2 separate regions of the Mus musculus genome follow, and region 1 is linked to region 2. A link is a loop called in an ENCODE intact Hi-C map of the cell type or tissue named here. Cell type or tissue: gastrocnemius. All regions are shown on one strand. Each heading gives the region's core, and the rest is flanking DNA. Links, peaks and the distances in the headings are about the cores only. Region 1 has its middle 56 kb from the start of Fam241b. Region 2 overlaps Col13a1 (collagen, type XIII, alpha 1).

Region 1 (8,329 bases), core at 153-8,152, 180 kb after region 2:
ATAAAATAATTAAGTTATTAATTATTATTAATAAGGATATAATTTAAATTTTCAATTAAAAAGAGAATTAAAAATGAATTCTAAAACCTTATAGAGCCACAAAAGACTAGACTAGCCAGGATAATTAGTGAAGTGGAACGACACTGGGAGACCTGATTTCACGACTTATAAAGCTATGATAAACTGGTATGGTATTGTAATCAAGGCAAATAGTTCAGTGGAAAGTAATAAGAAGTCCAAACACAAGTCCACAGGTCCACGCTCAATTGATTCTCGACAGGCACGCCAGACAATGGACTGGTTGATCTCTCCAAGAGACAGTGGATGAAGCAATTGGATGCCCAAATCCAAGGAAGGGGGCAAGGAAGTGGGCGAGAGGGGGAGGGAGGGGGGAAGAGAAAAGAAAGGAAAATAAGGCAGCTTGACTTCCTAACCTAGGACGGCACAGAAATTTGCTCTAAGGATCTTGGGCTTAGAGATAAGCATTCAGTTTACAAAACTGACAGGAGAGATGGTTCAGTGGTTGAGAGCACTGGCTGCTCTTTCAGAGGTTCTGGGCTCAATCCCCTGTAAGCACACAACAGCTCGCAACTGTCTGTAATTCCTGTTCCAGGGGATCCGACACCCTTACACAGACATACATGCGGTCAAAGCTCCAATGTACTGTAAAATAAAAATAAATACATTTTAAAAAGAAATCACAAATTATAAATTAAAATAAAAATCAGACTGCATCAAAAATTTTAAAGTTTGAGCCAGGCATAGTGGTGCACACTTTTAATCCCAGTACTCAGGGGAGGCCGAGGAAAGTGGATCTCTGTGACTTGGAGGCCAGCCTAGTCTACAGAGTGCTTTCCAGGATAACCAGGGCTTCATAGAGAAACCCTGACTTGAAAATAAATAAATAAATAAATAAATAAATAAATAAATAAATAAGTGTGTCAAGGTTGCTCTTTTTCAACAGACAAAGTCACAGAATGAAGACAGAAATATAAGCCAGATACTAGGAGAGATTATTTGCATTGCATCCAACAAAGGCCTTGGGTCGAGTCTCCATGAGGGATCTCCGGCTCGGGGGATGGCTCAATGCATACATAGCGCATTTACTGTACAAGCCTAAGGACCTGAATTCGAATCCTCGGAATCCAGGTAAAGCTGGATGCTGTCCCATGCATCTGTAATCCCACGGGAGGCAGAGACAGGAGAATTCCACAGAAGCTCAAGGACCAGCTAGCCTGTTTTCTACACAAGTAAACAAGAGACTCCGTTTCAGGGCTGGAGAGATGGCTCCATGGTTCAGAGCGGACACTGGCTTTACAGAGGACCTGAGTTCTCTGCCTGGGACCCACATCAGGTGACTCACAAGTGCCTGCAACACTAGCTCTGGAGGGATCCAGCTCCCTCTTCCAGCTCTTGTGGGTAGGCGTTGCACTCATATGCATAATCCCACCCCCTACACACGTAATTAAAAATAAAAATACAATCCGAGAGGGGGAGAGGGAAGGAGAGGGAGGGAGGGAGGGAGGGAGGGAGGGAGGGAGGGAGGAAGAAACCCTGTCTCAAACAAGGTGGAAATCAAGGCTAACACCCAAGACATCCTCTGACCTTCATATATGTATATGCATGTCTGTGCTTATATGCAGGAACACATACATACACACACACACAGGGAGGGGAGGGAGGGAGGGAGGGAGGGAGGGAGGGAGGGAGAGAGAGCGCGAGCTCTTATAACTCATAAGAGGAAGAAAATGGCCCATGTTTCCAAGTGTATAAACATAAGACTAAGCAGGCCACTCACCAGGGCTAACACACAAACAAGCCCATGGGAAGACACTCAGCATCACTGCCGTCAAGCCCATGCAAGTCAATGCCCAGCATAAGCTGCTATGTCGACTAAAACAGGCTCAGGTGGGCTAGCTACAGCCATGGGACCTCTGGTGAGAGGCTAGACTGTAGGCTGCTTTTGAGAACAGTGTAAAGGTCTCTTTTTACACCTAGGGATTTACTCGGGCAAGGTGAAAGCATGCGTCCCCAGGCGTAGGGCCCCTGAGTGGTGGCAGCAGGTGCCGTGAGTGTGCAGGTGGTGGGACTTCCACTCGTCCATAAGAACTGATTAGCTATGGATGTAAACAATGGTCTGGAGACTGTTGGGGTCATTAGATGAGGCCTGGGGATGGGGTGGGGTAGGGGGCTCTAGGGGTAAAGTGCTGAATTTGCAAGCTTGGACCCTCAGCATCTGTGTGAGAGCGCTCGCATCACTGCAAACTGCAGCTCCAGCCTTGGAAATGGACAGATCCCAGGGACTCAGGGATTCAGCCTCTGGCTGAGCCAGGGAGCCCAGAGTTCCGTAGGAGACTGTCTACCATCCTCAGGGGGAGAGTGACTGAGGAGGACCCTTGAGCTCGGCCTCTGGCCTCTACATGCACACGTGTGCATACACACACTTTAAAACAAGGGGTAAGTAGGCTGAATGAGAGAAATCAGACACCGCCCCCTGCAAATCAAAAGTAGAGATCCATTCATGGAACATTCTTGAAAATGTAAACTTAGCCTATACCGGCAGAGAGGAAATCAGAATTTGAGGTCAACAGAGAGGTCCTTTGCCTTGTAGTCAACATTTCATACATGACACCAAATCGTGTTCACTGAGGACATTTTAGACACGTGAGAATCATGTTCACCAGTCCATGTCTTGGGGTAACTTGTGTTTGCTTGGTTGACTTGGTTTGGCTCTGGCCCAATGAGAAGTGCAGAAAATCAGACTTGCACCAACCCCACACATTTCCAGCTGGGTTTGCCAGCTGCCTCTTGAAGACCTGCGGAACCCACTCTCAGCAGCTGGTGTCGTTCACACCCTGTCTACAGTACTGTCAGCTGCTTACATGCTAACCTTCTCCCCACCCAAGGAACTGCAGAGACCCTCCTCTTGGGTACCTTTACATGGTCATCTTCTTCTTCTTCCTCTTCCTCCTCCTCCCTCCCCCACCTCCTCATCCCATGCAGAATCTCATGTAACCCAAACCCTTGATTTTCCTGTGTCTACCGCCTAAGTGCTGGGAATACACACACACACACACACACACACACACACACACACACACACATACACACACATACACACACATACATACACACACATACACACAATACATACATAACACACATACTTGCACACATATACATACATACATACATACATGTCTTACCACCTCTGGCTGGGGTCAAATCCAGAATATTGTGCACACCCTCCAAATATTCTACCAACCTTGACCTGGTCTTATTTAACAAACAAACAAACAAACAAACAAACAACAACAAAAACCTAAGAAGCCAATATTCATACATTAGGGTTCTGTACCCTAGAACAGCCTTAACAAAGCAAGCCTAAGGTACTGGTTTGGATGCCTTGGCAACTGACCTTGGCCTGCTAGGTTGTAAGAATTCTAAAGACTCAGAGCAATCGTCTTGCTGACTTGGATGGATGGATGGATGGATGGACGGACGGACGGACAGACGGACGGATGGGTGAGGCACAGGCTATTTTTTCTCATTTTCTCTTCTACCACAGGCCTCCTGCATTTGTTGGATTGCATGGCCATGATCCTGACTGAGTGTTGCTGCCCCTGGTCCTCACCTGGTGAGCACCCTACATGGTGAGGGTACTACTTGGTACCTCACCTGGTGAGGCTCTACATGCAAGCTGACCCCTGCCTCTGTCAGAATGACCCTGGTCCTAGCCCCAAGTTCTATGACCACAGATGCTAAACTATCCACGGGGACCTAGGGTCATCACGCACAACAGGGGCATCCAGAGCATGAGCTGTACTGCTCAAAGTGGGAGCCTCCTGGGAACACAGCAGAAGCTGGGCTTCAGGCTTCCACTTGTAAGCATGAGACCCTGTGGGCCAATGCTGGTGCTGATGGAAATGATGGATGTGGTGGAGGAGGAAGGAGGGAAGGAGCTCATTTCCCCTGTGACCCGTTGTCCAACCTGGCTTTCACATCTATGGACTGCGGCGTCTGGAAATAGAAAAAGAGACATGGGTTGGTCTTCCCTAGCTTAACTTCCATCAGCATCCTCCGCTCTCTAGACATTTAGAAGCAACAGGTACATTTGTCCTTCTATCTGCTTCCTCAGAATCCTAATCCCTTCCCTTCTGGGACTAAAAGGTGAAATGGCTCCAGTGTCCAGCAGAGGGCACCCAGGGCCTTCTAGCCAAACCATTTCCTGGGTGCCCTGATTGAAGTCTGTGTCTGCTAGCACACAGCTGGGCTGGTGGTTAGAGGCAGCGGCTGATGGCAGATTCATTCACTCCTGGACCACCCTCCTGGTCCTTCCTGAGCTGTGAGCTGTCTGTGCCTTGGGGTGGGTAGTGGTGAGCTTACAGAGGTCTTGGGCTGGGGGCTTTACAGGCTAGGTACCCTTTCTTGATATCCTCAAAGTGCCTGTGACAGAGTGGATGGACACCCACTCAGAAAAGCCATAATGCTTTGGTATTTCCATCTAGCTCTACTCTTGCATCTGGGATCAGGAGCCTGTCTCATGAGGGCTTTACTAAGCATCTTCAGTCATATAAAAATATACCTGCACAGGTAAGGGAAGCCTTCCTGGTACTTCCATCCTGGTTGCCTGTCAGTTCTAGGCGGTCTGTGTATGTGCGGATTCCCTCAGAAGTCAGAGACATTGGACCTGTGGGTTGTGACCCCTTTGGAGTTTGACCCTTTCACAGGGGTCACCTAAGGCCATTGGGAAACACTGATATTTATATTATGATTCGTAACAGAGGCAAAATTACAGGTATGAAGTAGCAACGAAAATGATTTTATGATTTGGGGCACCACACCATGAGGAACTGACACAGCATTAGGAAGGTTGAGAATCACTGCCCAAGAACTTAAGTTATAGGCAGATGTAAACTGCCCAGTGTCGGGGAATCGAACTTGGGCCCTCTAGAAGCACAGGAAAAGAAGAACAGCTTTTGCTCTTAAGCTACACCCCCCCCCCCCCGTTAGTTTTCCAGGGAGGGTCTCATCTCACCCAGACTGGCTTCCAAGTGCTGTGTAGGCAAAGAGGAGTTTTTAAAGATGTATTTAATGTTAGCGTATTGGTGTTTTACCTGCATGTATGTGTGGGTGTCAGGTCCCCTAGAACTGGACTTACAGAAAGCTGTGGGCTGCCATGTGGGTGCTGGGAACTAAACCCGGGTCCTTTGGAAGAGTGGCTGGTGTTCTTAACCACTGAGCCATCTCTCTAGTTCAAAGATGATTTTAAACTTCCGATCATCCTGTCTCCAGCTGCGGCATGACAGCTGTGTGCTACCACATCTGGCTTAGGCTGTGCAGGTTTATTCTCCAACCCAAGGCCTTCTGCCTGCTAAGCAAGTATTCTACCAGCTTAATTCCACCTCCAGCCCTGAGCTGAGGGTTTTCAGAAGTCAAGGGGAGCCATTGCAGATTCTTGGGCAACAAAATGCCCTAAATACAAGATCTAGAACAATGAACGTAGAGCAAAAGAATAAATGTGGAAGAGAGTTGAGCAGGAAGGAGACAGGTGAGTGGATGGTCCGTCTCAGAGCATCTGGTAAACCTTCCACATCTGGTGTAATGTCCCCAGAGTCTCTGCAACTGGGAGAAGAGGTATAACCTCGTGATTGAGAACAGTCAGGCAGCCTCCGTTCGAGTCCTAGATCTTCCACTTACTAGCTAGGTGACTTGGACCAGCAACCCAACCTCTCTGGAGTTCTCCTTTCCTGGCCTGCAGAAATGGACTGGCTGGAACCCATTTTGAGAAGTAAATTAATGAATGAGAAGTAAATGAATTAATTAATGGCATAAGGCACTCAGGAAACAACAGCCATGTAGCAACCTCTCAACAAACAGTGTCTACAGTCAATGCTGTAATGACCATGAATTCCTGGCTTTGAGCAGTGCCAAGCCAGCCTGGCCTTCAGAACAGGGAGGCTGGTGAACAGGTGGGAGCTGTCGGAATACATGACAAGCCCATCTCCAGAATGGAAGGGTAGGCTGGGCTTGGGGGCAGGTCCCTCCAGCAGCCCCCTCCCCAAGGTCGTCTAGCTCCCAGTCCTACTGGGAGTGGGTCATGCATGCTACAAGGTAACTTCCCTGCCTGTGGTCCTATCTCTTAGCCGTGGGGTACAGGGGAAGCCCCCTGACTCTACTCTATCATCCCATTTCTAGAAAGGTCACACTGGATAGCCCACCCTACCCCCTACCTCTCCCTCTTTTGCCACCAGTCCTGGTTCAGACCCCCACCCCCACCCCAACATGCTAATATACCTTTCAAGGCCCAGGTCCAAAGAAGTGATCCCTGGCCCAGTGTTCTGCATTCTAACTTCTCTCCCCCCACCCCCAGGGTTTCCTTAGCATGGTAGCTACTAATAGCCCTAACAGGTCCTCCATTAGAGAAGCATAGCTGCTCTCTGAGTTGCCCTTCTGGGACTTCGAGAACAACAAATAAGCTCACTTGTTGCGGCTTGAAGCAAGCTGAGGGGCTAAATTGAGGATCCAGCAGGACTGAGCTGCCACCAAAGGCTTCTGGGAGCAGCGCCTGTGTGACCAGGTCAGCCTGCTGGGTCCCAGTAGCCGGCTCCCCTTTGTGTCTTCTTTTGTCTTTGACTGGTCACTGGCTTTTGGGGGCTCGCGAAACCGGAACCCATGCAAAAGCCTGGTGGGCGTGGCAATGTGCGCCTCTAATCCCATTGCTGGGAAGGCAGAGGCAGGAGGGCTCTGGGCGGGCAGTCTAGCTGAACTGCTGGGCTCCCGGGTAAAAGTGAGATACCTTATCTTGAAAAGCAAGGTGTAGGAAGACAGAAGAACTTCCACATGCACGTGTGGGTGCACACACACACATACATTCTCTCTCTCCTGCTCTCTCTCCTCCCCCCTCTCTCACATATGCAGAGAGAGACAGAGAGACAGAGACAGAAAGACAGAGATAGGGAAACTAACTGGATAATCACTTGCTAAACTCCCAGGAGTCCGAGAAGCAACTGTGGACCACTCTGCCTTGTCCCATGGGTGAAGAGACTGGAGCAATGAGTTCAGGGTCACTGGCCCCGTCCAGACCAGGACTGTGAAGTCCTGACAGCCTGCTGCCTCCTGTCACCCAACTAATTCCAGAAGGGTCACCTTCATCCTGGTCCCCAGACAATCTGCCAGTGGCCTCTCTGACCAGATCATCCCACGTCCTCCTCACAATAGTCTTGTCTGAAGAGAATGTCATCCAGGCTGGCCACGCACAAGGACAGCTGCACGGGGCCCCTGGAGACCCAGAGAATAAGTAATGAAGGCCGGGTGGGGGCTCAGTCCCCAGGGCCAGAGATAGATGTGGACACAGCCATAGCTACATAATGGTCCCTGTGGGCCCAAAGGCGGGAGATAAAAGGCAAGGAGCATAAATAAAGCAGGAAATAAAGGAAATAAAGCAGGCAATGAGGAATAAATCCAGGTCCTGACAGGCTCATGTGGGAGCTGGGAGGGGAGGGGTAGCAGAGGGAAGGGGAGCGGAGAGGAGGGGGAGGAAGGGCCGTTGTCAGTAGCCCTCTACCACCCTGGTCACACTCATGGAGGCTTGGGGGCGGGGGCTAGACGTCATTATGTCAAAGGTCATAGAACCGAGGAGGCCACCCTTTGAGCCTCAGGTTTCCCTGCAGTAAGATACTTGGTGAATGTTTCTGGAGAAGGGTCTAAGGATCACCTGAGTAGAGTGACCAGGCAGCTTGTGTAACATGCAGGGTTCTGAGGCCTACAGGGACTCCGGTCTCTGTGAATCAGGAAGGCTGAGGGCTGGCCCAGGGCTGGGTGATTGACAAGCTTCCCCACCTATGAGAGCTGCTGAGCCAGCTGGACCGCTCTATGATCCCTCCAGCATGGAGGTTGGAGGGAAGGAGAGGAAAGGTGGATGGATATGAGGAAGGAGAGAGGAGGAAGGCGGATGGTTTGGGAAATAGAGGGATAGAAGAGAGAATAAACAGATGTATGGAAGGATAGACTGAAGAAAGGACAGACAGGTGGAAGAAGGATGAAGAAAAGGATGGAGGGATAGAGGGAGGGAGGGATAAAGGGGAGGAGGGAAGGAAAGTGGATGGATGGGAGGAACGATGGATGCATTGGGAGGACAGATGGATTAAAGAAAAGTCGGAAGGAAGAGGGGTGGAAAGATGGAAGGACAGATGGGAGACTAAAGGGAGAAAGGAGGGAAGGAAGAGTGGGAGAATGAGATGAGCACAAAGATGAGCAGAAGTGGGGGTGGGGGCTCATGCACGGGTAATGGCTGTCTGCGGCATTTACTAATGGCTTCCTATGTGCC
Region 2 (8,329 bases), core at 124-8,123:
AAATCCCTTTCCCCCTAACCCCCAAGGCTTGCATCAAAGAAATCTGTGTACCGGGGATTGAACTTAGGGCCTCCTGCATACCAGGAAAGTACACTACCACTGAGCTGTATGTCCTGCCCTCTTACACCGTTCCTGTGAAGAAAAAGGTCTTGCTAACTCCAACAGGCTTGACTCGATTCTCCACTAAGCAGGCAAGATGCTAGGCCTGTGTTAGCTGCCCTGGCTCCATGGAAGAATTTTCCAAGTTTGTTTGACATTTCTGATATACTACATCCTTTATTGTTGTAGATAAGAAGAGACACTTGTAAGTAAGTGCAGGGGGCTGTGTCCTGCCCACCCCCTCCTGTCTCCCACAGCTGCCATGCATACAGGCAAGACCAGGGACGAGGCAAGTCTTTGCAGTGTGCTTCTGATGAAAGGGCTTAGCAAGCTCCCCCAACATACACGGGCGTATGCCGGCACACACGCATGAACGCACACACGCATGCACAGCTGGCCCCGGGGGAGGGGGACGGAAACAAAATGGTGACCCCCGTCAGCCTCACCCCAAGCCAATCTCATTTCTCTATGGCCCCCACAGGGTTCCCTTTCCACCAGTACCTTGGTTCCTGGCGTCCCTGGCTCACCCTGTGTGGGAAAGAAGGCGGCAGTGAAGAAAAGACAAAGCAGAACCAAGGGCCCTCTGCTTTCCAGGAGGGCCACTTCCTCTGCTTAGGGGACACCCCAGGGCAGAGGCTCTGGAGGGTCTCATCCCCTCCCCTCCAGACCAGTGGTTTCCAACCTTCCTAATGTCACGATCTTTTAATACAGTTCTGCATGTTGGACCAACTCCCCAACTGTAAAATGAGTTTCATTGCTACTTCATAACTGCAGTTTTGCTAGTGTGATGAGTTGTAATGTAAATATCTGTGTTTTCTGAGGCTCTCAGGCAACCCCTGTGAAAGGGTTGCTTGACCCTTCCCCCCCAAGGGGGGTCACAACTCACAAGTTGAGAAACACTGCCCTCAAAGGATGGGAAGGTTTGGAGCATCTCAGGGGTGGTCCTCCTGGTGGGAAGAGCTGCTAAAAGATCAACACTGGGAATCTGTCTTGCCAGGATACAACCCCTGCCTTGGTAAGGGGTTCAGGGAAAAGATGCTGGCTCTTAGAGTCTTTGGAAGCCCACGGCGGCTCGCTCTGGAGTATGGGACAGAGCTGGCTTCTCTCAGTGGCAGACTAAAGAGACCCTGAGTGGAGTCTGGAGACCTGGCTGAAACATCTGACCTCTCCTGGATCCAGCTACGATGCTGCTGAGCCCGAACCCCTGCTTTGTGGTATCTTGACACAGTGACAGGGTTTACCTACCTTCATCCCAGCCACGGCAATCCCAGGAACCCCCTGGTAGAGAAAATTTAAAAAGGCATGAAGGTCTCTGAGGTCAGAGTCAGCTGGCCGAGCCAGCCCAGCTCTGCCTGGCCTTAAGGTCCACTCACTTCTGCTGACTGATAGCTGGCACCTCCCCAGAGTATGGGAGAATGTGACATGCTGAGTGGCACTATTAGGAGGTGTGGCCTTATTGGAGGAGGTGTGTCCTTGTTAGAGGAAGTATGTCACTGTGGAGGCAGGGCTTTGAGATTTCACTCATATACACACATACAGGCACGTGTGCATGCACATGTCTAGCCAGTGTGATGATCAAGACCCTCTTCCTGTCTGCCTGTAGAAGACAGTCTCCTCCTGGCTGATTCAGATCAAGATGTAGAACTTTTAGCTCCTCCTCCAGTACCCTGTCTACCTGCATGCCACCATGCTTCCCGCCATGATGATAATGGACTGCACCCCTAAGCCAGTCCCAATTAAATGTTGAGAGCTGCCTTGGTCATGGTGTCTCTTCACAGCAATAAAACTCTAAGACAGTCCCTGAGGTCAAAGGATGGGGATTAGCAGGCAACACTGTAGGAAGGGGTTGGTTTCACCAAAGCGTAGTGCACCTCTGTGTATAGGAGGGGTTACGCCCACCAGGGCTCTCTAGACCTGCCCTCATGAACTGGGAGTAAACCCACCCCTTCTTTTCTTGTCTGTGGTATATGTGTGTATGCACACGAGTTGCACATGTGTACAAATGGAGAGGCCATTGGTCAAGGTCAGGTTCATCCTCCATTGCTTTCTACCTTAGTTCTTGAGTCAGGGGTCTTTCACTGATTCCAGGACTCACTGATTGTCCAGACTGGCTCTACAGCAAGCCCGTAGGAGCCTCCTGTTTTTAATTCCCAGTGCTGGGATTATAAGCATGCACCATCTCTCATGTATGTGGATACTGGGGATTCGAACTCAGGTTCTCACGCTTGCACTGTTGCACTGTAAGCTCTTTGCACCTCCTCCCTTTTTTTAAAGATGGGATCTCATGTAACACAGGCTGGCCTTGAACTGGATATCTATTCCAGGATGGCCTTGAACTCCTGATCCTTCTACCTCCACCTCCCAAGTGCTGGGATTACATGTGTGCACCCCCTATATCTGGTGTATGAAATTCATTTCCATCCCCCTTTCAGGACATCGACTTCAAGGTAAAAATGTTATTCAAAGCATCACTTAGAAAAGCCCTAGTGGGGACTCTTAGGGTTCTTGCATTTTCTTTGGGTTTGATGATCACACTAGAGCTGATAGCCGAGAAGGATTTTATGATCCAGAAAGATCCAGAAAGGCCAGGATACAATCATTGGGAGCCACATCTCACTACCCCACCCTCTCATGTCAGGAAGGACGGACAGATATGGGAAGGTAGGGGGTGGCTGAAGGAGGAAGTGTGAGCCCCATGTTCCTGTTAGGGACCCAAGAAGGAACTAAGATTCCCGGGGCTTGGGAGAGGACCAGGCACAGGGGAGGCATGGGTACCTTGGCTCCGTGCTTGCCTGGCATTCCTGGCATGCCCCGCTCTCCCTGGAAAATGAAACGAGAGAAACCATGAGAAAAGAACCAGACTCGTTATAGCCTGAGCTTGAGCATCAACCTGCTATGAGTTCTGAGGACTCTGCCATGGTAGCGGCGACGTGAGCCGCTCCCCTCAGTTCCATGACACCATCTTGCAGTAAGTCCTAGGTCATAGGTGTAGAACAGAAAGGAACAGAGACAAAGAGAGAGGGGGTGGGGTGGGTTAAAATAACAAGTACACACACACATGCGCACGCACGCATGCACATACCAGTGGAGTTAGAACCTAGTCAAGGAGATGGCTTTGTACTACATACACAGCTAAGGATGGCCTTGAACTAACCCTCCTACCTCCACTGTGCTGGGTTTTGAGTCGGGCTGTGGCAAGCAGCCATGTGGCTACCTACCTATTACTACAGACCTCTCTCTCCTCTCACCTGTTAGCCGCAGCAGGTCTGCTAACATGGCACCTAGTGGCTTGGGCCAGACATGAGCTGCTTCTCTCTACTTTTATCCAGGGGCCTGTTATTCCCAGGCTCCCTGGGCGGTGAGCTGTGCATTTTTCTTTCTGATCCTGCCTGGCCAGACACAGCAGCACACTGGCTTTTCTGGGATTTGTGGGCAGGGCTCTGCCTCTCGACTCTGTCCCTCTTAACTTTCAATGTCTTCCTTCTCCCATCATGATCCTAGATCTACAGGAGGAAGGGGCACCGGGAAGGTAGTCATACCATCGTCACAGGAGACAAACAGGGACAAAGAGAAAGTGAGTCAAGGCTAGATTCCAGTTGCCTTGCCGCATGCATCAAACCCCACATGGCACCCCAGTATAGAGATGCAGCTGTGTCCTGCCAGCCTGCAGTCATTTGCCTCAGCTGTGCTGAAGATGATGCTGTGGACGGTAAATCCAGAGCCCAGACTCACCGACTCCCTCCTGACCTGTATGCTCCGTCTGCCCAGACTCTTCCCTGCTATCTCAGAGGACCGCTCTGCCCTCCCTTCTCCAGACAAAGGCTGGAGCGACTCCCACCCTCTTCCTCCATGCTTGGCCCTCCCCACTGGAGTCTCCGTGTCTCGTCTCCCAGCACATTGGCGAGATAATGAGGCTCCCAACTTCAGTCTCTGCTGCCCATAGATAAAAGACTCAGGGATGCTGGGCTCTGAAGTCTGCCTCCATCCTAGGTCCTGGGTGCAGATAAACCACTGTGTTCTTAAACATGCCAGCTACTTCATGGCTCTCTGCTCTTCCTCAGTGCAAAGCCATAGTTATACCTCCATGAGCCGCTTTACTGTCCCCATGTCCCGGTGCTGGATCCCCCACCCAGCAGAGACCACTTTGTATCCTGAACCCCTAGTGATGGAACCCAGGCCTTCATGCATGCTAGGCAATTGTTTTACTCTTGAGTTAGACTTTTAATTCTGAGACAGGGTCTCACTAAGCCATGCAGGCTCACTCTGTAGCCCAGACAGGATCGTGATCCTCCTGCCTTAGCCACTTTGCACTCAGCATCTGTAGACACACTCACACCTGTCTCTGACAGACATTGCACGCTCACCCTCCTAGAGCCAAGTGCTTGAGTTCTACAGAAGGCCTCATCGTTATGTCCAGACACCAAATATATCCTCTTCCACCCTGGCCGGCTCAGGGTGTCTGAGGGGTCCAGCCAGCACAGGCAGGTCTGCTCTGTGGCCAGCAGAGGGCGCAGGAGGACCTACTCTGAACTTCGCCATCTTGGCCACAGTGGTGTTAAAAAAGTCCCCTCAGGGTCCTAGGTGGCACGCATCTCTAGAGGAGCAGGTCCCCTGATAACAGTCCCCTGGACTCCACAATGCTGACCCAGCTAGAAGTCCCTAGACAGGGTCCCCTGGTATGTGCAGGGATGCTGGAAGGAAGTTACCTTGGGAGGTCCTGGCTATTCAGAGGCTTCGGTTTGTCTCTCTTCCCTTCTGGTTTTTGTTGGTTCCTTAGCTTTCTGCAAGGTCTCTGAACTCCCTTCTATCTCCCCCGTGTGGAGCCGGGCTAGGTGTCAGGGTGACTGTTTTCCTCTCTGAGTCCGTGCTGCAGAGTGAGCTCAGCCTAGATCTATTCTGTACCCCCTGGTCCTCCCCCCGCCCCCTGCATGGTTCTCGGGAGGCAGACGAGCCAGAACTGGAGTGGAGATGCTCGGCCCATAGTTCCAGATAAAGGGCTCTCTTTGGGGAGTCTTAGCCTTAGGTGAAACACAGAAGCCTAGGAGGAGTCCTCCATAGGATGGCCGATCTCCCCTACTCCTGCCCCCATCCCCCTCGGTTGATCTTGGCCTCAGGGCCTCAGGGCTTGCTGCCCTCCTGGCCTTTTGCTGGGTAGGAAGCAGGGGCGCCTGGCTGACCCCACACCAAGGCTCTCTCCACTCTCATTAGCCTCACTACTCAGTTCCAGCCTAGGGGCTTGCCCTGCCTTGACCTCTGGATAGACCAGAGAGCACTGCTTTGTGGATGGAGGTGAGGTACCCTTCAGGACCCAAGACACTATCTCAGAAGTTGGAACAGGGGCTGGTGTGGCCATGAATGAAGGAAGGCAACACATGGAAGCTGTGGTGTGCCTCTGTGAGATCTAGGGCCTTCCCTTCTATTGCCCTCTCTAGGTTTTCAGTTCCAAAGGCGCAGGTGGACCTGTGCTCAGTTTGGCCTGATGGCTGGGTACCATGCTTTGCTTTGTGGCTTGGATCTCTCACCTATCCAAGCGTACCAGAGTGGCTCTGATCCCTGTCTGCCTCTGCCTTCCCAGTGGGGATACTAGAGGCTCAGGTGAGGGGAAGGGCTCTCCACAGCTCCTCTGGACCACCTTGTGGCTGGGCAAGTGGGTGCTCCAAGTATCCCAAAGGGTCATAGCCCCTCTGTCCAGCATATGAGGGCACAAGACGTGACTCCCAGGCAGTCAGACACCTTTGGGGAAGATACTGGCTCTTTAACACAAGTGACAAGAAACAATGAACAGAAACCTTCTGTGGTGGGGAGGGGGTGGGAGGAGGGGGGACACTGCTGTCACTGTGGCTCAGGAGACAAATGGGTGGAAGGGGCTGTACTAAATGAACTTGAAGGCCTGTCCCAGCTCCTAGAGCCCCTTCATGTGTCCCTACTCCCAATATCAACAGGTCCCGTGTCCTTTGAAGTTTCTTAGTGGGAGGACTCAGCCTTTCTAGAGATGACAGGATGGCACAAGCTTGGCCGGTAGGTGTGGCCTCCTAATTGGTGATTTACTGTTTGTTGAACAAGCTGCACAGGGACTTGGCAAGAGGTCTGTCTGGAAGGAGTAGGGGTGGGGCTTCCATGTCAGCTCCGCAGCCAAGTAAAGGGCCCCCGGCAGGCTGTGGAGATGAATGGGTTTCCCTGACTTGAGGCCAGGGCTCTACTACAAGGGGTCAGTGAAACACCATCTTTGTTCTCTGCAGGGGGTGGGAGATTGCCTGGCAGAGTGTCTGAGAGGGCTGGGAAGTTCTACTCTGGGTTGGGGGAGCTAGAGGGACAAGGATAGGAGACACAACATTTTGTCCCAGGCAAGAGCTCTTGGTCTGTCCTTCCTGGAAAAAGGAGAGTGAGTTCCTGCTTCCCTGCCCAGAAGCAAGGACCGGAACCCTGGAAATCCTAGGTCCTCCGGTAATTAGGGCTGGCAGGAAGTGATCCAGGGAATTCCTGGGTCCGGTGCCCCACTGAAGGCTTGGGGCTTTGGAAGGACGGCTGGCTTGTAATCGAAATTTGAGATCTGTTGATATGTACTCAGGCTCAAGGAAGAAGTCAGTTCTCATTAGTCTGTGGTCTCTGGAGGGCAGAGCAGAGCCCAGAGGTCACGGGGTGGGGGCTGGGGTCGGGCCAGTCCTTCCCCCCACCCCCCAGGCCACAGATCTGGGGCTCTTGTCTCCCTGGTCTTATCTGCATCCTTTTCAGGGGTCTGAATGTCCTCACTGGGACTTCCCAACATCGACAGAAAATCCTGAGTGCCTCCTGTTGCTTGGAAATGACACAGGGAAGTTGGGTCACTTGGACCCTCTGTGAGCCAGGGGGTCACAGGGATCTGTCAGGAGTAGCTAAGGTCCGAGATAGGCTGTTTTAGAAGCAAGCACCTGCTCAGCTATCGAGGGCCACTCCACTGGGCAAAGTATGCTCTCAATTCATCTAAATGAGTTACCTGTGCACCTACATTCTCTGACCTGCAAGGCTTTGGAGTCAGACAGAGCAGGTGTAACCACCTCCCAACTCTGGGCTAGGGGAGACAAACTTGAGATCCACACTTTGCTAGAAAAAAACAAAACACAAAAAACCTTTCTGAGGGGGACTTGACCAGAAGACAATACAATGCTAGGTTCAACCCCTGGCACCACATAACCTGGGTGTGGGGGTGCACCGCTCTAATCCCAGCACTTGGGAAGTCAGAAGGAGCAGCTGTTCAAAGCCATCCTCAACTACCAAACGTGTTTAAGGTAAGCCTGGGCTCAGAAAAGGGGGCGGGGCCTAAGGGGATGCCTGTGGAGTTGTCTGGTACCCTGTTCCGGCTTGTAGGAGGTTCATGGACTATGAGTCGTATACACAGCAGAAACTGGATCCTGGTTCGAGAGTACTTTTCCTGGGAGGGGGGCCTTCCAGCACGTGGGCAAAACTGTCAATCAAGGCAAGACCTTTGAGTGAACTCATCTTGCAAGTAGCCTAGCTGCCTGCACCTGCCCTTCAAGGGAGATGGGGGTCATTAAAGGAAACTGAACATCGTAAACAAAACAAAACAATGTTGCTCCTCATTCCACAAAACTCTGGCTCCTTCAGAATGTGTGTCATAGGTTGTGGTCCTCTACAAAAACAAAAAAACCTCTGCAGATACTAACTCTGGTGCACTAGGATTCTCCCTCCCATCAGGTTTGTCCACCCACAATGAACTGAAGGAGACCCAAAGTTGTGATTTGTGGTGTTTGAGACAATGTTTTGCATTGTACAGTATAGTTAAGGTAGATGTTCGCCATAAACCTGGGTTAAGCAGGTACCACACAGGTATATAAATACATGGAAAGTCTAGGCAGGAGGGTTGGTCCCTGGGCAGGTGTTCGGGATGCACAAAGGTGCTAACCACCCTGGGTTTTGAGCTCGAGGAGCCAATAGACAAGCCAGACGACTGGCTGGCCTGGCTAAGTGGACACTAGATCCAGCGAGTGGGGGTGATGGAGGGAGTGTCTCCTTCTCGGACTTCATAGGCTGAGAAATTAAACTCCACCTCGTGTGCCACGCCCGGGAGACAGAGCAAGAGAAGCTCATGTGGCAGGTCCACCTGCTACACTGAGGATGCCTGCCCCCTCCACCTTTTACTGTGACCACGATGGGGCGGCTACATAGCTGTCTCACCTCAGTGTGACCATCACTGGTCGTCCCCCCTTCCACCCGGGGTGGGTGGGAAACATGC

The links. Peaks named below come from ENCODE experiments on the same cell type or tissue, not always from the same donor. Only the 100,000 strongest peaks of a DNase experiment are listed, where the experiment ranks them.
Region 1: it touches region 2 in a loop (2.0-fold over the local background); 1 of 42 quality-filtered maps calls a loop at or near these places.

What each region holds. Positions count from the first base shown.
Region 1 is chr10:62,051,377-62,059,705 of GRCm38, forward strand. No RefSeq gene overlaps it. Among named protein-coding and RNA genes, the nearest start is that of Fam241b, 56 kb to the right of the region's middle. In gastrocnemius, for the core only: a CTCF peak has its summit at 4,188 (motif pointing right); DNase peaks (open chromatin) are centred at 4,207 and 7,821.
Region 2 is chr10:61,873,394-61,881,722 of GRCm38, forward strand. Col13a1 (collagen, type XIII, alpha 1) reads right to left here. Exons shown (of 41, transcript NM_007731.3): 19 at 2,875-2,919; 20 at 1,345-1,377; 21 at 601-627. It overlaps Gm40674 (a long non-coding RNA gene), which reads left to right. Exons shown (of 3, transcript XR_871762.2): 3 at 581-738. Among named protein-coding and RNA genes, the nearest start is that of Gm40674, 32 kb to the left of the region's middle. In gastrocnemius, for the core only: no CTCF peak of the experiment used is centred there; DNase peaks (open chromatin) are centred at 4,613 and 6,252.